4 separate regions of the Mus musculus genome follow, and all the other regions are linked to region 1. A link is a loop called in an ENCODE intact Hi-C map of the cell type or tissue named here. Cell type or tissue: left cerebral cortex. All regions are shown on one strand. Links, peaks and the distances in the headings refer to the core of each region. The heading gives the core; the rest is flanking DNA. Region 1 overlaps Nme7 (NME/NM23 family member 7). Region 2 overlaps Gm51669 (a long non-coding RNA gene). Region 3 overlaps Atp1b1 (ATPase, Na+/K+ transporting, beta 1 polypeptide). Region 4 overlaps Gm51669 (a long non-coding RNA gene).

Region 1 (8,077 bases), core at 2,534-5,033:
TGGTTCAATGATGAAGACCAAACCCAGCACCTTGTGCTTGCTAGGCAAACCCCCCACTACCAAATCCCCAAGCCAAGAAATGTTAATTAAAAATAACATTATGGCTTTTCCTGTGTTACTTTTTTTTTTGTTTGTTTGTTTTGTTTTTTTTTGAGACAGGGTTTCTCTGTGTAGCCCTGGCTGTCCTGGAACTCACTCTGTAGACCAGGCTGGCCTCGAACTCGAAAATCCGCCTGCCTCTGCCTCCCAAGTGCTGGGATCAAAGTGCTGGGATCAAAGGCGTGTGCCACCATGCCCAGCTCCTGTGTTACTTTTATTCAATGGGCTTTATGCTTTCTTTAACATATGAATATATATAAATCCAAAGTGAAAGTTGGTGCATTTTAATGCCAACATCAATCCCTAAATTTATTAGAAGGCATTCAGAGACAGTAGGACACCATATTGTTATGGATCAGTGTTAAAGTTCAGCTTTGTTATCTGTATAATGAAATGCTTAACAGACTCTATCTGTCTGTCTGTCTATCTATCTATCTACCTACGTATCTAAAATCTGTGGCTAACGATACTTTTTTTTTCTTTTGAGGCACAGTCTGTGGTTTTAGACTTGCATTTCCTCCAATCACCCCACTCTTTCCTCTACCTGTAAAGCTCCGTCTTTTCCTTTATCCCTGTGCTCAGATGGCGCCTCAGCAGGAGGCAGGACAGCCCTGTCCACCCTTGTAAAGCAGCAGCCCTCCCCGTCCCTCCCCCCCAACCCCCCAGCCCCCCCCCTCTCCCCGCTCCATCCTGCTTCCTTTCTCCATCTCTTTCCATATTAGTGCCCGACAGAAACATGGCAAATTGGAAGTCGTTTCACAAATAAGGACAGTCCTTGAAATTTTGTAGCTTTTCTCTTTTATGTCAGTCAGGAGGTCTAATTAATCCACAGTGTCTCTGGAGGGTGCTGTGGTAGGCACAGAGAAGATAATTCTACACTGTTGAGAACAGAGGGGCTGACACCTAAAGAAGAAAGAAGTGCTTCGAAGAGATAGCTGAGAAGGAAAGAGAGCAAGTTGACTTTCTATGCCTATCTGCGCTGGTCATTCGCTAGAAACCTGGGCAGAGAAGGATTTCTTGTCAGGCCTACCTGGTCCTGTGGAAAACTAAAAGTCTAGATCAGAGGCAGCAGATGTTTATTCTGAGAGAGTCTGGCTTCATCCATGCACGGTCACTGTTGCATTTCTACTCTGTGCTGCCCACTGGTCTAGACAACCTTCAAACTCCTAAGGAACTAAAATGGCTGAGCTTGGAGAGATATACAGTTTTGGGGGGAAAAGGACATGATATGATATCAGGCATTGCTAATCACGAGAAAGGAACCTTGTAAGGCTGCGGAGTGAGGAATACAGGAAGGGCTGGCATTGGATAGTCAGGGAAATCCCTCTCCAGTCCCTCGAGGGAGAATGGGCTGGTCAGAGAGAATCAATCGTCCATGTCCATTGTATGGACTGAGCAGGTTGTGTGTGTATGCGTAAGGACACACACACGTAACAGTAATTAAAAGACGTCATGAATTGGAAAGAGAACAAGGGAGTGCTATGCAGGATGGTTTGGAAGGAGGAGTTTGAAGGGGGAGGTAACGTGATAATATTATAAGGACAAAAATTAAAACAATTACAGGGTGGGTGGGTGGGGCAGCTAGGACAGTGGTTCTCAACCTGTGGGTCCTAACCCCTTTGGCAAACCTTTGTCTTCAAAAATATTTACAGTACAATTCATGACAGTAGCAAAAGTACAGTTATGAAGTAGCAGTGAAAATACTTTTATGGTTGGGGATCAGCACAACATGAGGAACTGTATAGAAGGGTTGTGGCATCAGGAAGGTTGAGTTAGAGCTCAGGGTACAGCCAGGTCAGTCAGACAGAAACCGTAGTGAGGAACGGGGTGGTAGTCGGTGTGAAGAGGAGCTGGACCTGGAGAACTTAGACCAGTGTGGCGTGGCATTGTGACGCTTTAGGAGTGGAGGGGATTTCCGGTTTTCCTAATTCCGATGATTCTGACACTGAGATTGTCACCTAATGCGTAGTAGAGTCACCTAATGCTCTAAATTGTGAATAGCAGTAGGCCCATAAAACAGTAAGCAGGGGACCACCGGATAGATGGCTGCCGGTTAAGAGCACTGGCTGCCCTTCCGGGTGACATGGGTTAATTTGCTAGCCCCACGTGACAGCTGACAACCATCTCTGATTCCAGCTCTGTGGGATCTGACACCCCCTGCTGGTCTCCACAGGCACTGCATGTGCAGCAGAGACATCATGTCGGCAAAACATCCACATATATAAAATAAAGCGAAATACAGTCTCAAAAGTGTAGTGATACGTGGACATATTGAGGATAATAATCATTTCATAGAGGTTGCTTTTTACTTCTGCTGTTATGGTGGTGATGGTGGTGGTGGTGGTATGTGTGTGTGTGTGTGTGTGTGTGTGTGTGTGTGTGTGTTGGTTCTAGTGGAAACTAATTCATATACTTGACTGATATTTTTAAAAAACATGTTCATGATCTCCGAATCTAGTCTAGTCTAGTCCCCAAATTTAAAGATAAGCAAGCTGAGACACGCTTTGAGGCGACGTGCCTCAGGGCGGCGTGCTTGCTGTTTGTCATCCACTGGCTGTGTACACTTCCTGTGTCTACCCAGCTGACCCCGTACTGAATTGGTTCTGGCTTCTCAATGAAGGGAAGGAGTTAAAAGCTGAAAACTAATTTTACACACACACACACACACACACACACACACACACACTCTCTTTCTCTCTCTCTCTCTCTCTCTCTCTCTCTCTCTCTCTCACTAAATCTTTATACCACAAGAAAGTTATTCTTGAGGTAGCTAATAGAACCTTTATTTTTAAGTTGTTTTCCTCTCATATAATAGATTTAGGTGTGAGGGGGCAGGTGAGGAGAGTCATCTGTTATTCACCCTCCATGACGGTAGAGGTTGAGCCTGATAATTAATTTATTAGTGGCTAAAAACCAAGGCTTCAAACTTGCTTGAGAATAACCTGGGGAGATGACCAAAAAAGTCAGTCACTTTGTAATGTGAGGGGTCAGACATTGTTGGCCTGACCTGGCATGAAGATGCTGTAGTAGAACCAGAAGACAGCCTCTTTCTCTTAGGAATTGGAACGGGAGGGAAGCCCGGTGCTCCTCGGAGTTCCTGTCTGCCCGCTGCTGAGTACTTAGCTGGCTGCAGCTCTTTGAGTAGTGATGTCCTGATTTTATGAACACTCAAGGCGATGGTGCAGCTCTAGTGTAGCCCAGGTTGAGGTTTTTACTTTAATTTTTTTAAGTTACAGCTCTGTTTAATTTCTAAAGTGCCATAGGTAGGGTGAAGGTGTTTAACGTTTTCTTTTATTGAATTCTAGCGAATGACTCTGCAGCTTTCTTGTAGCTGTACAGAGAATGACATGTTAGCTTTGTTTTTAAACCTTCAGTTCATAGAAGACAGAGTGAAACATACCATTATTTACAAAAATTTATGACTCACCTGGTGCTGCTTGACTAGACCCTTTACAAGTTTGCTATGATTTAGCTCATAATCGCAGGATTAAATTGGTGAACTGGTTGTGTGACTCAGCTTTGGTGACATGTTGTAACCACAGTGAACACTAGGTGGCGCTCCTCCATCACTGGATGGCATCCTTTTCAGTGCCTCTGAATTTCATTGGTGTTCATATTGATGAGCCACTCAGATGCCACCTTTGTTGAAGTCAGGAATGCACAGAACCACTGATTATGTCTCATAAAGTGAAAGATTAAAAAAATGTGAACGATGAATTCTTCTGTTGGATTAAACCTGAAAATGCTGTTTGTCTTACCAAAAATGTAAGGATTCAACATTAAATAATATCTGAGTTGTGTGAGGCTATCTAGGCAAATGCATGAAAGAAAACTCTGTCCTAATACGTATGTCTTCAGGTAGGCTCTGGCAATCGTGGTATTAACACATGCTGGCATACACAGGCTTTTCTCACTATAGAAGGATGTCTGTGTTCATAGCCTCTCAGTCCCTGTCTGCTTACCATCAACACACCATCTTCTCCAGTCACGAATATTCAAACACCCTTCACTCCTGACAAAAATGCAAACAGAGTCGGGAGTGACTTGCAGCTAATGCCCCGTGGTGATTGTTGCAGCGCATGCCAGTCCACATGTGTGTTTGGCTTCTGCAGCATTTGGCACCTAAGGCTGGGTCTTGCTGTGCTCATTCTTGCAGTGGGCTGGGCAGGGTTCGGGATGAGCTACAGGTGCCCTCGTGTGGCACACATTTCCTAGCCAATGGAAACAGTGCTCTGAGACGAGCACAGCCTTCTCTATGTGCACAGACGTTAGCCCCGTTTGTCAGTGACACTGCTTATCTATGCTGTCAACTCCTAGAGAGAAAAATGAATAGAGTAGTCTAGGAAGGGTTGAACTTGCTAAAAGTGCGGAGGTCAGTTTAAGCACCACAGTGGAGACAGGAGCCCTTCCCAGTGTATCCACGCCTCCTACGCCAGCTTCCTACACCAGCTTCCTACGCCAGCTTCAGGTTGTGGTGCCTTTTTGTTTCTTGAACTCCATCTTCCCCATCATAACTCTATACTTTTTATCTCCCTGGAATATTTTTCTCCTAGGTCTCTACATGACTGGCTTCTCCTTGTCCTGGTATTGTCTTAGAGGGAGACCTTAACTGTCTCTCCTAGTTGGAGGCCGGTTCCTTACCTCTTTTACCTAAAATTTATCACGTATACTTATTCCCTTTCCTTAGAGCATTTATCATGACAAGTATTGTATTGTTTGTTTTTACATTCTATGCAAAGTATGAAGAGAGATAGGAAATGAATAGGTATGGTCTATATTAATAGAGCTCTGTCCATTTTGAATATTCTAAGTGACTGTTGTAGTGTCTGACAAAGAGAAGTCATTAATTTTTTATTAAGCAAATGAAAGAAATAAATTCAACTTTTAAGAATGCCTACCTTTCCCTTTGTGCCTACCGGTGGATACATACTGCTTTTCAAAGTTCTTCATATATTTACTCAAAAAGTATTGTGTTGCATTTTCTACATACTGCAATATACTATACTATACATACATTATACATGTAGTCCTTTCAGATGCAGTCTTGAGCCAAACAGACATTTTAGCAGGGGAAGGAACTCTGCAGTCAACGTCTGTTGCATGAAGACAGTAAGTGCTACAGGGAGAATGGCTGGCTGTTGTGAGCAGTGAGCCCTCCTGGTGGTGGATAGAACTTCAAGGAGGTGGCCAAGGTCTCTCTCATAGAGAAGAAGATGAAAGTGGAGCAGGGTTGGGGAGGAGAAGGAGTGAGCCATGAGATATTGGAGGGAAACATCCCAGGAAGTAGGTAGGAGCAGCGGTGGGAAGGCTCTTGGGTGCATACAAAGGATTATGTGCCTAGGGCAAAGTCCGCAAGAGTGAGCGTCATGGGAGGCCATCGCAGACAGACAGATCTCACAGGCTTTGCTTGAATGGAGACACTTCATACTCGTGTACTAGAAGACTTGATTTTCCAATGGGGTAAATAGACTGAACACAATCCCTGGTAAACTCCCAGAGGCTAATTTTGCAGAAACTGACAAGCCCATTCTGCCTTTGAGATGGTAACATGAAGTACTGAAGTTAGCCGAGGCGGTGTGTATGTGTGTGCATGAGTGGAAGCGAAGAGGCCAGAGGTCAACACTGGGTGTCTGCCTATTTATTTCCCATCTTACCTTCTGAGTTCGTGTCTTTCACTGAACCTGGAATTCACTGAAAGGCTGGGTTGGTTGGCTAGCAAGCCTCAGAGATCTGGCTGCCCATCTCCACCTCCCGTGTGCTAGAATTACAGGTATGTGCCGCCATACCCGGTTCTTTTCCATGTGTGCTAGGCACCAGACTTAGCTTTTCATGCTTGCATGTTAAGTGTTTTACAAACTGAGCTATCTCCTGAGTCCCAGCCAAGATAATTGCTTAAAAGTATGAAATTGGAAGATTTGCCTTTCCTGAATGAAAAAGGTGTAAAGTTTCTGTTTTAGACAGTGTGATGCAGCCCAGGGATAGCTAGGTTTCATGATGAGTGGAACGGAGTTCAGAGCCCAGAGGTAAACTCTTGGCAATAAATTAGTTTTTAACAAAAATGTCAGCACCATTCAGTGAGAAAAAAAGGAGTATTTGCAAGTTATTGCTGGGATAACTGAATATTTGCATTACAAGGATCAATTTAGAGTCTTGCCTTGAGTAGCTCAAAAAAAAAAAAGATCATAGTAAAAGCCCGAATATAAAACCTCAAATCGGAAATCTCTTACAATGAAGCGTAGGTCTACAGCTCTGCAGTATTGTGTCAAGCAAAGCTTTCTCGAATATGACATCAAAACCACAAGTCACCACCATTCCCGTCCCCTTGCCGGTGAAGTGTTCTAGAACGGCAAGTGTGAGCCAGGGGGGCTTCTGGAGCACCGCGCCTAGATCCTAGCTGGACACAGGGAAGGATATCTGCGGGGAGGAAGCAGGATAAGGGCTGAATTACAAAGGTGTGGGCAGATAGAGAAACTGACAAGGAGCTGCAGGCATCAGGAGGAGGGACTGGCAAGAGCAGAGAGCTTATCAGGGTGCAAGAGAACTGCCAGAGACTGGCTAGTGTCTGACAGGAGCTGTGGCTTCAGCGGAGCTCAGCAACTAAACAGAATCTGACTGGGAGCTCGGAATGTAAACATCTCACCCCAGTGTTCTTCCTTGATCCAGCCGTTGTCTCCTCCCAGCAAATCCATGTGAAAGATGGAGCATTAAGTAGTCTGTGGTGAATGAAGTTCATGAAGGTTCCTCCCTGCCCCCAGGTCCCGGGCTGACTGTAGGCATCTGACTGAGGGTCTGGAGGGACGAATGGAAAATGTCCAGCGCATACATTTCCAGGCCTAGTGGTGTGATGGTTAAAGAGAGACATAACATACTCACCCCCAGTATGCATATGACCTTGACAGTTGTAAAGCTCAGACATACTGGTATTTTCTCGGCTATTATATGGTTGAGCTAGAGTCAATTCTGTAATTGAATATTGAATATAAATAGTATATAATTACTTTAGAATTATTGTGCTACATATATTTAGATCCAGCATTTTCGTTTTGTCTCAAATCCATTTCTTCTCTTAGAATTGAGCTTAGTTGATAGGTGTCATGCATTCCCTGCGGGTAGTCTTTGCCCCGTTTTACCTAACACCGCGTCAACTGTTCTGTAAGGCGCTAGCCAAGGACCACGGGTAAGGGGCCTGAGGCGGGGGAGGGGGAGCTTTAGAGTCTTTCCAGAAAAACATAACAAAATATTTTTTGAGTCTTTTAAAATATTGAATATTTGATTTTTGCCATCTTACCAAGATCTATCTATCGAATGTGTATTTCCTTCTTTGGATCTTTATTTCAGTATTTGTTTGATGTTTCAAAGATCTCAGAACTACACATGCCAATAAGGACTTTCAAAAGAAATGATAGTCACTATCTTCTCTAAGCCCGTAATCTGGTTATGAAGAGAATTTTAATTGCACAAGCATACCAGATGACAAGGCAGCGCTATTCTGTGGGAACTCTGGCTGTCTCACAAGGAAACAAGGCGCCTTGTAAAGCCGAGCTGTGGACCAAGTCACAGAGCTCTTGCCAAGTCACTTGTCTGCAGTTCTGTTCCCTCATTGTTAATGTCCCTTTGATATCTGGGCCTCTGTGAAAACTGAATCACAAGTCCAGAAATCCCAACCCCCGATGGGCTGGAGTTGGTGTGGGAAGACTTGAGAGCAATCATGTTTGCTTTAAGATGTTTGAGGCAGGTTTGCCCTTGATTTGCAGAGAGCTTTCCCTTGATACAAGTCTGTAATGTTGCCTTTTCACAAGGCAGTGATCTTAGAAGTCAAGAGATTTTTTTTTTTTTAAATAGATGGGGCTCAAGAAGAAAAAGGTTTAAAAACAAACTTCTTTTTGAGCCCAGACTGGCCTGGAACTCCCTGTGGAGCCCAGGCAGGCTTTGAACCCGTGATCCTCCTGCCTCTGCCTTCAGGGTACTGCTGTCCTGT
Region 2 (8,077 bases), core at 1,050-3,549, 730 kb after region 1:
AGTGACAGAAAACAGAGATGAGGTGGTGTCATTCTGTTGGATTGCCCAGGGCTTCTTCCAAGGTGGTTTCCTTTGGTGGCATTAACATGCAAACCAAAACTTTTTAAACCCTTAGATTCTGTACTGGCTAGTTTTGTGTCAACTAGATACACACTGTAGTTATCACAAAGAAAGGAGCCTCCCTTGAGGAAATGCCTCCATGATATCCAGCTGTAAGTCATTTTCTCAATTAGTGATCAAGGGGAGGAGGGGTCCTGCCCATTGTGGGTGGTGCCATCCCTGAGCTGGTAGTTCTGGGTTCTATAAGAAAGCAAGCTGAGCAAGTAACATCCCTCCATGGCCTCTGCACCAGCTCCTGCTTCCTGACCTGCTTGAGTTCCAGTCCTGACTTCCTTTGGTGATGAACAGCAATGTGGAAGTGTAAGCTGAATAAACCCTTTCCTCCCCGACTTGCTTCTTGGTCATGATGTTTTGTGCAGGACTAGAAACCCTGACTAAGACAGACGCTCTACCACTGGTTCATCTCCATGCCTCTTCCTACACTCCTTTCTCTTACCAGGCCAATTGCTCAAACTATATGCTCTTTCTCAGGAACTCAACGTATATTCCTATTTCAACTCATCTCTATAATAATGACTATGTCTACTGCCCAGAGCATTGCTTATTTAGAGTATTTTGAAGACCCATTCATAGCAGTTCATTTGCAAGCTTGCACCTTCATACAAAGACAGCTGCTATGGTTTCCTGTGGGTTGGGTGGGGGGGTGTTGAAGGGTGGAGCCTAATATAAGGCAATTAATTCATTAGAAGGATACCCTCAAGGGGAATTAATATAGTTTCCTTGGACTTCAGTTAGTTCTAAGAGAAGGAACAGGGGGGAAAGCAGCTCCTCCCTGATCTCTGGCTTCCTGCCTTGCCATGATTTTTCCTGCTCACAATGCTCCTCCCACACAATGTCATTCACCATTAGTAATATAGCCAGAGAGCCCTTGCAATGCCATTTGACCTTGCAGCCTCTGGAACTATGAGCCAAATAAACCTCTCCTCTATACAAAGTCTCCAGCCTGGTGTATTTTGTTATAGCAATGGAAAATGAACTAACACAACAACCCATTTGCAATTCAAACTGGACTTTTTCTTCTTCTTCTATAAGATGTTTATAAGGCAGTGTCCATCAAAAATTAAAAAAAAAAAAAACCTTAGCATAAATGTCTGCTGATAGAGAGAAAACATGGTGGCATGGGAGAACCCAGCTACTTGCTCGTGTGGCTTCTTTGAGATCTTTGGCCACTGTGATGCATACCCAATGCAGCTCCTGAAAAATGAGTCAGTATACATTAAACTGTGGCAACTGGGGAAATGAGTACCTTGACCTGAAGAGAAAAATAGCATAAAATGTTTGTCATAAACTCAGAGGATTCTAGAGAAGGCTTGACACCTCCATCTTGCAAATAATCCGAAGGAACTTGAGGTTGAACAACCTCTCCAGTTAATGGATTGTCTTAATCCAGCTTTGAACAGTCTCAGAATCTGAACAGCCCATCAGAAATATGGTGTGAGCCACACATGGGATTTTAAATTATCCAGTAACACCATTGCCAACTGTAAGCAGAAATAGGTAGAATTGTTTTAAAGTCATATCTTACTTAACATACCCAAACTTTGGTCAACTCAATGTAATGATTATTTTACATGACATATATTCTTTCTAATCATGCTGTCTTTGAGATCTGGTATATGGGTTCCACATGTACAGCACATCTCAACAAGCTATCTGCAGCTATGCACACCTGGTAGCAAATGTCTCAAACCCAACAGCTCTGGATTCTGCTCAGTTCTCTGCTCTCTTCCCTGATGCACTCCTTCCATGGCAGAGTCTAGCATCTAGGAGAATGATGCTTGGGCAATAACCGTGCGTCTAGTGGGAATCTGAGCCCTTGGCATTTTCAAAGCCTTGGCAGCCCCCACCCTGTGCCCTTTGTGCCCTGCTGCCCCACTCTGTTTCATGGGAGCTGCTGCCACTTTCTGAGATGCCTCTGTTTGAAAAGAAAAGAAAACCAGGCAGGGTAGACAAATGTTTAACTCCATCTCTGTGTGTACCCTGTAATTTAATGCTAAATCCAGCTCAATTCGGTTTCTGTGGCAACCGAAAGAACCAGCTTCTCTATGGCTCAGCTCATCACTCCTTGCCAGACTCCTAAAGACAGGATGCCTACAAAGCATTCAGCTTCCCAAATACCCCAGCTCTGATGTTTTAGAAACCCTGGGCCCTGAGCTCAAGCCACAAATACAAAGGATGAGAGTCCCAATCACAGAGCATGTAGGAAAGGCAAGAACAAGATTAGCAGAGCTATCTTCTATCTTCATAGCAGTCTTTAGAAACGGGACCGACTTCCTCTAGCCTGGGAAGAGTCTCTTCAGATCACGGCTTACCCAAGCGTAGTAGCTCACACTTATAGTCCCAGCATTCCGGAGGGTAAGACAGGAGGCCTGCGAGTTCCCTGTTAGCCCGGCTTCATAATAAGGTGGCAGACTTCTAGGCCTTAGGCTTGATGGAGTCCTTGACAAACCCACAAAGCCATTGGGCTCAGCACCTTCTGTGGAGGGACCTGAGGCAGTCATATGCCCTCCTAGCAGCCCTTCTCCTTTCATTTACTTCTCTTCAGCATATAGTGTGCTTGGGGCTTGAAAAGTGGGCTTAATTTGGCTTTAGCCTTGAACTAGATACTTCTGGGCCTTCTTTAATGTGAGGCCTGGCTTGTAGAAACATCCTGGGAAATCCTTGGCTAAGGGTTCTTCTGAGAGCCCTCTGCTAATTTCCTGTTTCCTCGGAAGTCTCTGGAACAGTGGTTCCAAGGCATCTTCTTTTCTTTCTAACCATAATCCACAAACAAAATACAAATGACATCATAAGCCACCACCGGACCTATCCATCTTTGCAGTAAGTTCCCCCAATACATTCTGCATACTGCCGCTCTATCCGACACACTCTCTTCAGAGCACGATGTAGTCCAGCATAGTAACTCTCTCTTGCAACCCCAGCACTCAGGAAAGCAACACAGGAGGGTTGTGAGTTCCTGGCTAGCTGTGGCTGTGCAATAAGACCCTGTCTAAAAAGAACAATTCATTTAATCTAATTTTTAAAAATAAACAAAAAGAACAGAACGTCACCATAAAGCTCCCCTGGTTCCTCTGGTGTGTTCCCACTATCCTCAGAATAATAGCATTAACCTGATAGAGAATGCAGGACTTAGAACTGGTCTGTCTTTGCAGCCTCACCTGACCCTCAGCCCTAAGTCTCACAGGCCTCTCCTACCTCAGGCTGGCTCTGTCTTGCCTGTCTGCCATCCTCTCCCCTCCTGGCATGCACAGTCCCCTCTCTTCTGTCTCATCTTACATGCCCTTGTTTTCACCCCTGGTTTCATCAGCCAGGAAACCTGTACGTCTTCCTTGACCTACCCTGTCACCATGACGATTTTACATCATTTGGCATACTAACATGAGAGCTGGGCCTCTTTGCTCTCCCACTGAACACTGAGGTTTGAAATGCAGAAATGCTTTCTGATTTTGCTCAGCTATTTATCCTAGTGTCTACCACAGTGCTTGACAACGAGTAAATGCCTAAAGATTATCTGCTGCACAAATGATTAAGGAATTTCAAGTGATAACTCCTGACTAATAAAAGTATTTCAGGCCACTTTGTTGAAAAGACATCTAACCATCTAACTGTATGTAATCCTAGCTACTGGGAAGCTGAGGCAGAAGGACTACAAGTTCAAGGCCAGCTCCAGTCATTTAACAAGATGGTGTCTCAAAACTAACAGTTGGGGCTCAGTGGTACAGTACTTGCCAGGCTAGCTTCTGTAAAGCCCCGAGTGCTTGCTTGTTCTCTCTCTCTCTCTCTCTCTCTCTCTCTCTCTCTCTCTCTCTCTCATTCCCTCCTTCTCCTTCTCCTTCTCCTTCTCCTTCTCCTTCTCCTTCTCCTTCTCCTTCTCCTTCTCCTTCTCCTCCTTCCCCTTCCCCTTCCCCTTCCCTTTCCATCCCTGTCCCTTCTCCCTGTCTCTCCTAGTGATGAGGCCATTTTAGCAGCATATCTCTCAACTCTGGACTCTTCTTGCAGCTAGAGCCCTTATGAACACAGACAACAGTCTGTGCACAGTGTAGGAATGTGTAAAACCATGCATTGAAGAGAAGCCACCTTCGCCTCACCCACAGCACTGCTACATGTCAAATGTCCCCTGCCAATCATGCAGGTCTCCACACAGTTCTCTCACTCTGAGAATGGATTCTCTCTCAAATCCCTGGACAATGAGTGGTAAGATCAACCCAGTCTCAGGCATGATGGTCCAGAGACTAGCCAACAAGGGAGAGATTTGGATCTAAAATTGCCACATGCATTCTTTCTCTTGCCAGTCCCCTCTCCCTCTCCCTCTCCCTCCCCCTCTCCCTCTCCCTCCCCCTCTCCCTCTCCCTCCCCCTCTCCCTCCCCCTCTCCCTCCCCCTCTCCCTCTCCCTCCCCCTCTCCCTCCCCCTCTCTGTCATCTATTTTCAGTGAGACATGGGTGTGTGACCTCAGGACCCAGGAGAGCAGAAGAGCTGGTTGAGTGCTATAGTCTAAATCCAAAATGCCCTCCCCAACAAGTTCATGTTACAAATATTTTGTTTTCTACTAGTTATTTAGGGTGGTTCTGGAAGCTTCTGGGGTGGGACCAGGTTGAAAGACATAAGTTATTGGGGTGAGTCTTTGGCATATATGACCCCTGGCCACTTCCTGTTGCTCCCCTTGTTTCTTGTGAACTCTTATTCTCTGCTCCCTCATGCTCTCTACACCATGGCAGACAAAGCCCTCTGAGCTCACATTAACTCTTCCTTCTGTTAAGCTGTCAAGACACAGCAGCAATGAATATGGTGTGGGCGGGGGGGGGTGGGGGGGGGAGGGGATATGTAGTCTTTGCTCACTGTTGTTCATGGGGAAAGGCTGCCTGGCCATACAAAATCAGCAGACCCTCCCAGGAGCTCCCCAATCCAGGTCAGTTAACTCTCTCCTTCTGCCCTATGATGCTGTGGTTTGTACACACTAATTATCAGTAGGGACTGGGTGGGTGGGTGGGGTCATCCTTACTCTTAAACTTATGCCAGAAAGTTCTTAGGGGACATACTCCATTCTTGGAGTATTCTGTTGCAGGGTCAGACAATTAGCTAACAATAGCGGAATGAGTTTCAAAAAACCAAAACGAGACACCTATAAAAAAATGGAATTTTTCAATCCCAAAGAAGGAAGCCAGGTCATTTATAAGAAGGTAGGTATAACTGGTGATCGCCCTACTAAATGAATTAAGATGGTCTCAGAAAGACAAATATCTTACGCTTTCTCTCGTTTGTGATTCCTGTATCTCCTATGGACATAAAATTGTGTATATATGACATGAGAGTAGAAGTAAAATTATCTAGGCGGTTGAAGGGGAGGACTAGAGGGAGGAGCAAGAAAGGGGAGGCTGGAGAAATGGGTGGAGTTTGTTCAACCTGCAACATACACTTGTATGAAGCTTAAAAATAAATTAAGTTTATTTTAAGCAAAGCCCTTTCCATGTGACCTTGGGATGTCTTATAGAGGATGTGTCCTGTCAACTAAAAATTGTAGCTCACAGCATCTACCATTATCAGATTATAGTAATATTACCATGGTGTGACACCTGGCACAAAATGATAAAGATATTAGGCCCTTATCAAGTCTCCTATTTAATTTGGTATGAGATGTGTCTGTCATTGAGACATGACAGCTTTGATACAGGTATAGAATTCCAATGCCAAGGCCCCTAGGCTTCAGAAATACAGACCCTGTATTTATTTATTTATTTATTTCTGAGCTTTGGGATTTATAATCTTAGCCTCTCCAGTGCTAAGGTCCCTTTTGCATCCAGGTCAGAAGGAAGGCCTGCTAAATAGCTCCGCATCCTCGGTGCACAGCTCCTAGCATGGCACTGGACACAGGGTGAATGTGCCATGAAAGGCAAGTGGCTTTTGGAGGTAGGTTTTCATAGAAGGACAACCTAACAGTCTCTGGCTGCCTCTGGCAACGGCTGCAGGGCACCCTGGCTGAGCAATCTTCTGTCATTCTCCTGGCAGGGGCAATCAGGCAAGCTGCTACTGGTACCTTAGATGAGTCAGCCATTAACTACGAAGTCATACAGATTCTGCAGGAACAAAACAGCTTGAGTCATGGCCCCAGGTGAAAAGGGCAATGCCAAGCATCTTCTATTTAGCCTGCATAGCTGTTTTAGGAGCTGCCCCAATTTTCTAGACAAGGAAATTAAAGCTTACATGGCTCATCCAAGGTCACATATCTAAAAGGCCAATCTCACGGGGGGTGGGGGGGGGGGCCTTCCTGAAGAAGGCAGAGGAAAAGGAGAGGGGAAGGAATTGGTGAGGGGTGAGGGAGGGGGAAGAAGGGAGGAGAAAGAGGAGAAGAAGATGGAGAGAGGGGGGGAGAGAATGTGTACTCTCCAGCTAGCTTTCTTCCGTGTCCTGAGCACAAGGAAGATGCTAAGGCCCCTCCGAGGGGTGGCCATGAAGCCACGCCTGCTCTGGGCAGGGATCTCAGTGAGTCACCCATCCTGCATTCCACCCTTTGTCCTCCCATGCCCCTCTGCACAGCACCATGCTCCTGGCTGGCCTCTCTGCAGTGCCCTTGCTCCCTGTCTGCAGAGCAGCATTTGTCTTTGGCAAATCTGGGCTGCCAGGCTCCTCCTCTGCAGGCAGGCTGCAGTGGTTCCTTAGAAGGTCTGCTGCCTGCGCTGGGACCTGTCAGAATGAAAGATTCCAGTGCGGCTGGCTCTGTCTGGTTTCTCTCTCCCATCTGCCCTCTGTTCTCATTCTCGTGCTTGCTGTCTCTTCAGCGTGTCCTTCCCTCCCCACTTTTCATGTTCCTGATATAGTACACCAGTGTACCACTGCTGCATCCCAAAAGCAACCCTGATCCAGAGCTTTTGTCTTTGCTCCTCATGGGCCTTCCTAGGCTCTCAGTGTTCCAATAGCAGGACATAACCCTGGGTTTACTGGATGAAACATGCCTGGAGATGGGTAGATTGCCCTTAAATTTTAAACTGCAAAGAAGATACCAGAATAAACATTTGTTGGTGTGATTATTTCTTTTAAAAAGCAAATAAACAAACTTCAGACATGGTTGATGAGAGACAGAGGCAGAGATGAGATAAATTGAGTTAAATGCCACATAGGGATCTAAGCCAACCTCTGACCTCTTCCAAATACTGTATTAGCATATTTATGTTATTCTTCTGTCTTTGGTGGTGGTGGTGGTGGTGGTGGTTTGCATTTGTTTTGTTATATAGGGTCTCCCTTTATAATCCAGGTTGGCCTTGAACTCATTATGTAGTCTAAGTTGACGTTGAACTCACAGTGATATGCCTGCCCCAGCCTCCCAAGTGCTGATATTACAGCATGAGCCACCACACTGGGCTTCAGTTTAGCTCCTCCCTTTCTGTTCTCTGTCCTTCCCTGCAGTTGCTCAATTGCCATCTCCTTTAGAACTACCCCATTGCTCCTATTCTCCCTCCAGCTCATGAACTCTCTCATCTTGAATACAAACACCGTCAGTGGCTCTCCTTGCCCACAAAATCAAGCCCAACTCTACAGAAAGACATTCCAACCCCAGCCTGGAGTACGTGCAATTCCCAAAGGTGAAGTTCTGGTTTTGCCTTTGCCTTGTGTATTCCCATCCCTACCTGGAAAGCTCCTAACCATGCTTCCTGATCTACTCTCACAGTCATCTGCTGTGAACATGTGCCGGTTCCAGCCTTTGCCCTTACTTACACACACACACACACACACACACACACACACACACACACACACACACATACTACAAGTGGATATATAACGAATTGTAAACAGTCTTTCCAACAACCATTACAGAATTACAGAAATTCTCTCACCCTATCATAGAATCCAAACCCATACTTGTGGAATTGGCTGTTCTTTGACTTCTTCCTATAGAGCGACTGCTTCTGATAGCTTTCTGAGGCCCAGACTGCTTACACAGCTGGAATCTAGCTGTCTGA
Region 3 (2,500 bases), core at 1-2,500, 120 kb after region 1:
AGGGATAATACTGCAGAGGGAAGCCGTAGTATCCGCCCATCCCAAAGTACTCTATGTTCCCGACTTTATCCTTATCTTCATCTCTCTGGAAACCAAAAGGACATGAAATTTAATTTTAAGGGCATACACGCATCATGGGTCTCGTCTTGCTCTAACGAACGAGACTCTCAACCCCATCAGAGGCTGCAGTGGCGTGCCTACCTCAAACCTCTCAGAAGCTAAGCCTATCAAGCAGTGGGTGGCGTGGATTGGTGACACCACAGGATAAAGGTCGGTTCTGGCCGAAAGCAGCCAAGAAGCATTCACGAAAGGGGGCTCTGCAAATGGAGACACTGAGGCAGAGACCAAGTAAGTGATTCTCTAAGCTGGCTCAGCCTCGCAGGAAGGCCAACAGTGAGAGGAACCCCTGGCTTTTGGACAGTGTTCAGCGACATTCTCTCCGAAGACTTACATATGTGTCCTTTATTTCTTACATCCATCTCTTGGCTTGGTACTGTAGCACTCATTTTTAGCATTCATTAAGAGTGAAAAAAGAAAGTTGGCCTCAGAATTTAACACATGCCGTGGGCTAGCTCACCTCTGCGGGTCCATAAACCCACATTCTATTACATTAAATTCAGATATTTAGATACCTGTGTTTCTTGTGCCAGTAAACAAACTTGGTTTTATTAGTTACAGTTCTGTCCCTTTTAGCTTGTATAGTTACGATTCATCTTGGGAGCCTAACACCCAAAAGTAGTTCCTTGCATTAAAACTGTCCCTTTAACTGTGAGGAGTCTCACCCACTCCTCTTGCCCCGCCCCACTTCCCCTCCCGCCCTCAGTAGCCCCGAAAGCGTTCTCACCTTGCCAGTGCACTGAACAGGCAGGACATTTGGATTATACTTCATCATCAGTGGGTAAGTCTCCAAGGATTCATTCTTGGGAGGCTAAAAGTAAAACCCACACTGGTCAGCAAAAGATACTTTTTTTTCTGAAAACTAAAACTCAGCTGTAGTCCAAAGAAATGGACATGTTGACAGTAAGCTGCTGAAATAATAAGACACGTCAGGAAGGCAAATGCGTGATCCACCTTGTCAATCTGAGACAACTTAGATCTGTTTGAAGTGAGCACTACAAACGAGCTGTGGCACAGCCTACTACTGTAGCTAACACAGCGCCAGCCTACTGTAAACCTGACTAGGGACAATGAGAAGCTAACTGGGTGCCTGCTAAGATGGCAGTCACCACATGGAGTGTCCAGTGCACCTCTAGTGCAAGAGCTGGACTTGTATACTGAGGCAAGGGTAAATATGTCGGGCTTTTCCTCAACAATGCTGTCTTCAAACAGGCTTTCACCCTCCGCTAAGACTGGGGGCAGTCTGAAAACAACAGTTACAGCCAAATGCACAGCCTTCCTCCTCCATCCCTGGCCCATCTAGCTCCAAAGGCTGATGAATATGGATTGCTGGAGAGCAGCCATTTGCTTACTCAGGTTAGCCCTGCATCTGAGCCTTGACCTAAGATATGGAGTGTAGATTTGACTCTTTTAGGGGGCTTTCTGCTACCAATACATCTACCTTGAAAACTTGGAATAGAAAACACTTATTGATCAAAGAGGTGGTCAGAATCTGTCCTCCGAAGACAGGAACCAGGCACACCAATGGGAATGATGAGTCACAGCACTCCAACAACAACAACAAAACAACCCGATCCCACTGACAAGCTAGCAGGGGATTTGGGTAGGAGGGACAAATAAGAAGCAGCAATGTATTAACTGGGGACCAAAATATTGAAGGAGTCAATGTCCGTCACAGAACAGGACATTCAGATGTAGAAGACAGAACTCACACAGTGGGCCAGGCTGTGGCTCTGTGACACAGGTGCCACTGAAAGTGATGAGCGGTATTAAAAGCAAATGACCGGGAGAGCAGAAACTGGCTTCGGGCTTCCTTCATAAACCACAGCAGTTCCTCCTTTTGCTAGATTACCCTAGCCATGTGAGTCAAGTACAAGCGTGGGGTAGTAGTCCTAACCACAGTACTTCCCATTGCATGCTTGTCTCTGTGGGAAGATTAAATATCTGTTGAAAGGTACACTAACATTCGCAAGAGATCCTTCAAGACAAGCAGCCAGCCAGCCAGCCACTGACAACTTGTTCCTGTCTCTGGTTGCATAAAGGAGCTTTGATGCATCTTTAAGGTAATATTCCTGCTGGTGTTGGTGGCACACATCTTTAATCCCAGCACTCAAGCAGGTGGATCTCTGTGAGTTCAAGGCCACCCTAGTCTGAAGAGTTCCAGGACAGCCAGGGCTGCCTACATAGATTCCGTAGCTCACAAAAAGAAAAAGAAAATCCACGTTTTGATTTGATTTCCTTTGGGGTAGCAAATATCACGGAAACAAACTGACATGCAAGAGAAACTGAGCAGTGTTCATGTCAGCCTTAGGGGACCCTGGAGACCAAAGCCACGCCTATGGAAGGATGGCATTGCTTCATTCATGGTCTGAGAAATAACCGT
Region 4 (8,077 bases), core at 4,514-7,013, 720 kb after region 1:
GGAAGTCAAAATATCACTTTTTGCAGATGATATGATAGTATATATAAGTGACCCTAAAAATTCTACCAGAGAACTCCTAAACCTGATAAATAGCTTCGGTGAAGTAGCTGGATATAAAATAAACTCAAACAAGTCAATGGCCTTTCTCTATACAAAGAATAAACAGGCTGAGAAAGAAATTAGGGAAACAACACCCTTCTCAATAGTCACAAATAATATAAAATATCTTGGCGTGACTCTAACTAAGGAAGTGAAAGATCTGTATGATAAAAACTTCAAATCTCTGAAGAAAGAAATTAAGGAAGATCTCAGAAGATGGAAAGATCTCCCATGCTCATGGATTGGCAGGATCAACATTGTAAAAATGGCTATCTTGCCAAAAGCAATCTACAGATTCAATGCAATCCCCATCAAAATTCCAACTCAATTCTTCAACGAATTGGAAGGAGCAATTTGCAAATTTGTCTGGAATAACAAAAAACCTAGGATAGCAAAAAGTCTTCTCAAGGATAAAAGTACTTCTGGCGGAATCACCATGCCAGACCTAAAGCTTTACTACAGAGCAATTGTGATAAAAACTGCATGGTACTGGTATAGAGACAGACAAGTAGACCAATGGAATAGAATTGAAGACCCAGAAATGAACCCACACACCTATGGTCACTTGATCTTCGACAAGGGAGCTAAAACCATCCAGTGGAAGAAAGACAGCATTTTCAACAATTGGTGCTGGCACAACTGGTTGTTATCGTGTAGAAGAATGCGAATCGATCCATACTTATCTTCTTGTACTAAGGTCAAATCTAAGTGGATCAAGGAACTTCACATAAAACCAGAGACACTGAAACTTATAGAGGAGAAAGTGGGGAAAAGCCTTGAAGATATGGGCACAGGGGAAAAATTCCTGAGCAGAACAGCAATGGCTTGTGCTGTAAGATCGAGAATTGACAAATGGGACCTAATGAAACTCCAAAGTTTCTGCAAGGCAAAAGACACCGTCAATAAGACAAAAAGACCACCAACAGATTGGGAAAGGATCTTTACCTATCCTAAATCAGATAGGGGACTAATATCCAACATATATAAAGAACTCAAGAAGGTGGACTTCAGAAAATCAAATAACCCCATTAAAAAATGGGGCTCAGAACTGAACAAAGAATTCTTACCTGAGGAATACCGAATGGCAGAGAAGCACCTGAAAAAATGTTCAACATCCTTAATCATCAGGGAAATGCAAATCAAAACAACCCTGAGATTCCACCTCACACCAGTCAGAATGGCTAAGATCAAAAACTCAGGTGACAGCAGATGCTGGCGTGGATGTGGAGAAAGAGGAACACTCCTCCATTGTTGGTGGGAGTGCAGGCTTGTACAACCACTCTGGAAATCAGTCTGGCGGTTCCTCAGAAAATTGGACATAGTACTACCGGAGGATCCAGCAATACCTCTCCTGGGCATATATCCAGAAGATGCCCCAACTGGTAAGAAGGACACATGCTCCACTATGTTCATAGCAGCCTTATTTATAATAGCCAGAAGCTGGAAAGAACCTAGATGCCCCTCAACAGAGGAATGGATACAGAAAATGTGGTACATCTACACAATGGAGTACTACTCAGCTATTAAAAAGAATGAATTTATGAAATTCCTAGCCAAATGGATGGACCTGGAGGGCATCATCCTGAGTGAGGTAACACATTCACAAAGAAACTCACACAATATGTACTCACTGATAAGTGGATATTAGCCCCAAACCTAGGATACCCAAGATATAAGATATAATTTGCTAAACACATGAAACTCAAGAAGAATGAAGACTGAAGTGTGGACACTATGCCCCTCCTTAGATTTGGGAACAAAACACCCATGGAAGGAGTTACAGAGACAAAGTTTGGAGCTGAGATGAAAGGATGGACCATGTAGAGACTGCCATATCCAGGGATCCACCCCATAATCAGCATCCAAACGCTGACACCATTGCATACACTAGCAAGATTTTATTGAAAGGACCCAGATGTAGCTGTCTCTTGTGAGACTATGCCGGGGCCTAGCAAACACAGAAGTGGATGCTCACAGTCAGCTAATGGATGGATCATAGGGCTCCCAATGGAGGAGCTAGAGAAAGTAGCCAAGGAGCTAAAGGGATCTGCAACCCTATAGGTGGAACAACATTATGAACTAATCAGTACCCCGGAGCTCTTGACTCTAGCTGCATATATATCAAAAGATGGCCTAGTCGGCCATCACTGGAAAGAGAGGCCCATTGGACTTGCAAACTTTATATGCCCCAGTACAGGGGAACACCAGGGCCAAAAAGGGGGAGTGGGTGGGCAGGGGAGTGGGGGTGGGTGGATATGGGGGACTTTTGGTATAGCATTGGAAATGTAAATGAGCTAAATACCTAATAAAAAATGGAAAAAAAAATGTCAGCTCACTACGACTAAGAAGGGTCCACCCTCATTTCTCCTTGTACTTCCTGTCTTCTTTCCTAATTACTTTTCTAATAGCTCCCAGGCCAATTAACTGGCTGAGAAACTACAAGCAGACTCCAAGATGGCAAAAATCATGTTTAATGACCTCTGTTTTCCTCAGCAGCCAGAGCTATCCTAGCATGCTGTGGCCTGAGACCCACAGACAAGTCATGGGAAACTGTTACTTCATCACTCGGAGCTCCACTAGTCAGCCTTACCTGGACTTGGGTAGACCCTTAGCCTTCTCAACAAGCCCTTCCCCAGTCCCCATATCTAAAATATGTCAACACATTTCATGTAATAGGGACTGTGGGTAGTTGTAGGAACATGATTCAGCCCCTGGCTATGCACCATCCTTAGTTACTTTCCAGTTGTTGTGGACACCTCTGTCCATTCTCCTTCCTGAACACCAGAACAGTATGTGGTCAAGAGTTCTGACACCGAACAGACATGAGTTCAATTCCCAGCTCCTCTACTTACATCAGAATGAGATTGCAATAACCTGGCCTATTTTACAGTGCTTCTGTAAGATGACACCCATTAATATATGCAGAATGCATGAGAGTGGGGCTCTGTAACACTACCCTTGCGGACAATGGCCACCTTGCAAGTCTCTTTTTCTCTTACTATCTACGCAATAGAGTTGCCAGGGAATTACTGCTGACTCACTCCTCCAAAGTGGTTGAATCCTCATACAAATGTGTGTGTTTTTTTAATGCCTGCCCCAAAACGTTGATGCACAGCCTACTTATAGTTGCTATTTAGGATCACAGTTGAGAGCATCACCCTTTTCCCCTCCTTGGACTGACTATTCTTTTTAAATAATCAAGAACCTCACCCCTTGCTGTTCCAGTTGCTACGGGCAACATGGCCACAGAAATGAGTCAGCAGCTCACCTGCAGCCTGCCTGTGCCCACGATGCTTGGTGTGTCTGAAAATGCCCACGTTTGTGCCCAGGGACCCTTGGCAGCATCCACCTGAGGAGCTACAGCTCATGCTTCACTGTAGCTCTGAGCATGTGCAGCCTGATTCCTGCTGAGTGTGTTTGACTCAGCTGTCTGTTTGCTTTTGGTCATGTCTGATCCCCAAAGCCTTCAGTTCATGGATCGGAGTCTATTCCTGACAAATAAACTCCTCAACAAGAAACCCCAGACACTGTGTGAATACCAGGGCAAAGCAAATGCAGTGTTCTTTTCCTCAGTCTGAAAATTCATGCCTCGCACATGACTGATTGTGTCCAGACAAACAAACCTTAAGACGTGGGGTGGGAGCCAGCAAGATGGCCCAGCAGGTAAAGGTGCTTCCTTGGGATCCTCATGGTAGGAGGAAAGAACTGACTAACACAAGCTGTATTCTCTCTCTACTAGGAAAAATAACAGAAATGCAGTGGAATACACCCCCTGCATTTGCATATTTGAGCTGAAAGGAAAACAGACTCTGACAGTTGTTCTTAGTACACAATGAACTTGATAGGTAACCATGTTGACTTCCATGTCCTCCTCAACATCTGGCCCTACACAGCAGGTACTCTTGACAGCTAATGATCGCTGATAACAGTAATGACCAGATCTTTTAGGTAAAGGTGCAAAGTTATACACACACACACACACACACACACACACACACACACACACACACTCACACACACCACCATCATCAGCACCACCACCATCACCATCGCCACCACCACCACCATCACCACCATCACCACCACTACCACCACCACCATCACCACCATCACCACCACCACCACCATCACCATCACTACCACCACCACCATCACCACCACTACCACCACCACCATCACCACCACTACCACCACCACCATCACCATCACCACCACTACCACCACCACCATCACCACCACCAGTTCCTTCATCACTACCACCCATGAGCCATGATGCCTTTCCACTCTATTAAACTTTTTTCAGTGCTTCCAGGAGCAAAAGACAAGGTCACTCTGTCTCTCCACTAGAACTTAGCTGACTGAACTTGTCCTCAAAGCTAGAAGATGTGAACTTCAGTAGGAGACATTCAGGGCTGGCTCACCAGCTACATAAAGAGCACACACATGAGCGCACACACACACATATTACTGCACAATGTGCATCAGCTTCGGCTCCCATGGTTTCCTCAGTGGGCTGGGTCACTGTGAGCATCAACACTGACCATGGGACTAGAAGTGCAGAATTCCCATGATTCTTCTCCCTGCCTTATATATTTTCTCTTCCAAACAATTCACTCTTAATAATCCCTTGTGTGTGCACACTCTACCCCATACACACACACACACACACACACACACACACACACCAGTAATTAATCACAATCAACTGTGGAGCACTGATAAGTGATCTGCCTGAAGCCAAGTGACCTTACCAGCTCCATCACTTCTACTTCAGTGGACACTTCCCCTCACATGGAATTGTTTGGTGACATTCATGGAGCAAAGGGCATCTTTTAATTTGTCCTGAAAGTGAACCTAATATAAGGTGTTTCCCATATCCAACATCTCTCAAATGAAGCCCCATTCTTCTGGGCAAGAAGGGTCTTCCAGGATCTTACCATCCTTGCATCTCCCATCAGGGGACATATCTCACTCAACATGGCACATCAAATCCCAAGTCTCTCACCTTTCTATATGGCCTATGATAAGTATATCATGTTTTTGTTCTGTGTGTGTGATATGTACATCTATGTGTGTATGTGTGTGTTTTATGTATGTCCAGGTGTGTGTGTGTGTCTGTGTGTCTGTGTGTCTGTGTGTCTGTGTGTGTCTGTGCCTGTGTGTGTCTGTGTGTCTGTGTCTGTGTCTGTGTCTGTGTCTGTGTCTGTGTCTGTGTCTGTGTCTGTGTCTGTGTCTGTGTCTGTGTCTGTGTCTGTGTCTGTGTCTGTGTCTGTGTGTGTTTAAGCCAGACATTGGTGCTAAGTATCCTCCTTGATTACTCTCTACCTTATACACTGAGACAAAGTTTCTCACTTGAACCCAGAACTCAACAATTCAACTAGTTTAGTTAGAATTTTTACTCCAGGAATCCTCTTTCTCTGCCTCCCAAGCATCACTGAGGTAGGTAGGTCTCCACACACACACACCCAGTGTTTACATGGATGCTAAGAATCCAAATTCCTCCCATTCTCATCTTTATTCAGCAAGCGCTTTACCTCTGGGCCAGCTCCCAGTTCCCTGTGGCAGTAAACTTACCATACTGAGAGGCCACGTGGCTCTCCTGCATCACAGTCTAAAGCCTAGAAAGGTACAGAAGGTGTCTTTAGCTGAGGACTAATTACCTTTTAGAAACACAGTCACTGTGAGAAGGTCATAGGAAGGGACCACGCCTATCCAAGCTCATCAGTAGCCCAAGCCCAGGTAGGGCCTCTGAGTGTGTTCAGGCCCTAGGATGCTTACATCTGGCCAACAGTTATGAGCAGAGAATTTTTGTCCTGTTCTTCTTGAGTACCTAAAGCCTGCCAAGTCCTTAGAGTGGTTGTGTCCATCCCCTGCTCAGTCTGAAGGCAAGCTGCAGGCAGCCATCTGTTCCAGGAGAAAGAGTGCCACCTGCTGTCTCTGAACCCTCTCTGCCTGAAGCAGATAGATAGATAGATAGATAGATAGATAGATAGATAGATAGATAGATAGATAGATTCAACGCTTACTAGTTGAAAGTTGTAACCTCTCACTTGTTTGCTTTTTTCTTTCTTTCTACTTTATTTTGAGAAAAGGCCCAGTGAACTGCTGGTTCACCTTCAAACTCACGATCCATTTCATGCTGGCTTGGCTAACAGGCATACCCTATGACACCTCTCCACCCCCACTCCCACCCACCCCCAGATAAGGACTTTATTTCCAATCACGTCTAATAAACAGATGAGATGTAGAGTAAATGGTTTTGCAGCCAGTTCGGGTCCCTGGTGTTTCTGGGTGGTCATTTTTTTGAAACAAAAGAAAGCAGATCCAGTTGTGGTCTCTACTTGTCCTTGCTGTTACCCCACCGCTGATAAAGGACCTCGAGAGCAGAGGTGCAACTGATTAGGTTTGGACAGGAAACACATACACACAATGCCTCGATTTCTACCAGAAGAGGCGTCACAGCCCGCAGAGCCTCATGGGACCACTGTAACTCACACTCAATGTCTGTAAGGTGGGAATAATAAAAAGGATTTACTTATGGAAAATCCTCATGTCATTGAGGATTAAATTTCACATGTCATAAGGAAGCTATCTGCTGAACACAACAGCCACTCTTTCTAGAAGCCTCACCTCTACCACAGATCTGTGCTCCTTCCTCACTTGGCCCTCAGTGTTGTAACAGAGCCTACATTTACTGGGAATGGTGATTTAATTAGTTAGGGAAGTGATTTCATAAAGCAAGCTGTTGATGGCAACAGAAGAGAACAGAAAGGAAAAAAGCCCTCAAGGAAATCGACAGGTGCTCAGCTAAAACGCAGGAGTAATGATTTGGAGAAGGAGCCAGGGACTGAGTGCCAGTGGGGGCAGGTTTCCTTTCAAAGCCTGGGAGGCAAGGGAGAATCTCATTATTTCATTTCGGTAGGAAATGGTCATGAGGCAGAACATGGGCTCTGTGTTCTGCTCACAGGTCTTATCCATGCAGCTTTGTCCATGGACATTGGGCCAATTTCCTCTTTGAAAAAGGAAGGCAGAGTTACTGTCCTAGAAGGGTACCAGCTCCAACCCACCCTCCCAGGCTCTTTGCAAGCTCTGCCTGCCAAAGGATGCTTGTCATGTGTACTTTTCCAACCTGCACAGAGCCAGCAAGTGGCTGAGACTTCCTGTGCGGGTCCTAGGTTGGCAATGTGAAGGTGACAGCTCACCCCAAGCCCCAGGGCAGAAAGAGGCCACGGGAGAAGGCACTTCTGCCACAGAACGTGTACCTCCCTTCAGGGTTCATCTTATCTTCTGATGACGAGCAAGCAAAGGCAACTAGTCTCTCTGTGGGTGTAGTTGTCACGCACACTTGGCAGGGAGGGGGATTTAGGAGAATGTTCACTCTCATGCCCAGGCCACCCTGTACACTGGAGCACCAGAACTTTCTTTGCTAGACATCAAGGACATCTGTTAGCTAGGCAGTGAGCAGGGGGTCTAGCAGGTAAGCCATCTGGACACACTCAGAAGGGGTGAGTCTGTTTTCTCATCAACTACATGGCTTCATTGCCCACTAACACCCTAAATAAGCAAAGATAGTCATTGAGCAGAATGCTGATGCCAACTAGGATAGCAACGTGTATGAAGCAATGAAGCTTGCAGGTGCTTTTAAGGGGGACTCTCAGCTCTCACAGCGTCAGTCTACAATATCGTCCTGTTTTGCCAGAATCAAACAACGGTGAAATGACTTCATGACAAGGCACGGGCAGACATTGACATTCTTCAGCATGAAACAGAGATGAAGATGTGAGACTACCTTGAAAATATACCTGTACTGGCTAGTTTTGTGTCAACTTGACACAGGCTGGAGTTATCACAGAGAAAGGAGCTTCAGTTGGGGAAATGCCTCCATGAGATCCAGCTGTAAGGCATTTTCTCAATTAGTGATCAAGGGGGGAGGTCCCCTTGTGGGCAGTGCCATCTCTGGGCTGGTAATCTTGGTTCT

What was found. A loop is a pair of places that touch in the nucleus more often than their neighbours do. Peaks named below come from ENCODE experiments on the same cell type or tissue, not always from the same donor. Only the 100,000 strongest peaks of a DNase experiment are listed, where the experiment ranks them.
Region 2: it touches region 1 in a loop (2.8-fold over the local background); 9 of 42 quality-filtered maps call a loop at or near these places.
Region 3: a loop joins it to region 1, with 4 times the contacts of the local background. A loop is called at or near these places in 5 of 42 quality-filtered maps.
Region 4: it touches region 1 in a loop (5-fold over the local background); 9 of 42 quality-filtered maps call a loop at or near these places.

The regions. Positions count from the first base shown.
Region 1 is chr1:164,313,235-164,321,311 of GRCm38, forward strand. All of the region lies in intron 3 of Nme7 (NME/NM23 family member 7), which reads left to right. Among named protein-coding and RNA genes, the nearest start is that of Nme7, 9.6 kb to the left of the region's middle. In left cerebral cortex, for the core only: a CTCF peak has its summit at 3,651 (motif pointing right); DNase peaks (open chromatin) are centred at 3,654 and 4,186.
Region 2 is chr1:165,040,128-165,048,204 of GRCm38, forward strand. All of the region lies in intron 5 of Gm51669 (a long non-coding RNA gene), which reads right to left. Among named protein-coding and RNA genes, the nearest start is that of Gm51669, 17 kb to the right of the region's middle. In left cerebral cortex, for the core only: no CTCF peak of the experiment used is centred there; DNase peaks (open chromatin) are centred at 2,197, 3,018, 3,064 and 3,403; H3K27ac peaks cover 1,784 bases.
Region 3 is chr1:164,438,455-164,440,954 of GRCm38, forward strand. It overlaps Atp1b1 (ATPase, Na+/K+ transporting, beta 1 polypeptide), which reads right to left. Exons shown (of 6, transcript NM_009721.6): 5 at 845-928; 6 at 1-85. Among named protein-coding and RNA genes, the nearest start is that of Atp1b1, 19 kb to the right of the region's middle. In left cerebral cortex, for the core only: no CTCF peak of the experiment used is centred there; DNase peaks (open chromatin) are centred at 25, 298, 1,366 and 2,006.
Region 4 is chr1:165,029,902-165,037,978 of GRCm38, forward strand. The region is part of intron 5 of Gm51669 (a long non-coding RNA gene); the gene reads right to left. Among named protein-coding and RNA genes, the nearest start is that of Gm51669, 27 kb to the right of the region's middle. In left cerebral cortex, for the core only: a CTCF peak has its summit at 6,029 (motif pointing left); DNase peaks (open chromatin) are centred at 5,984, 6,487 and 6,900; H3K27ac peaks cover 819 bases.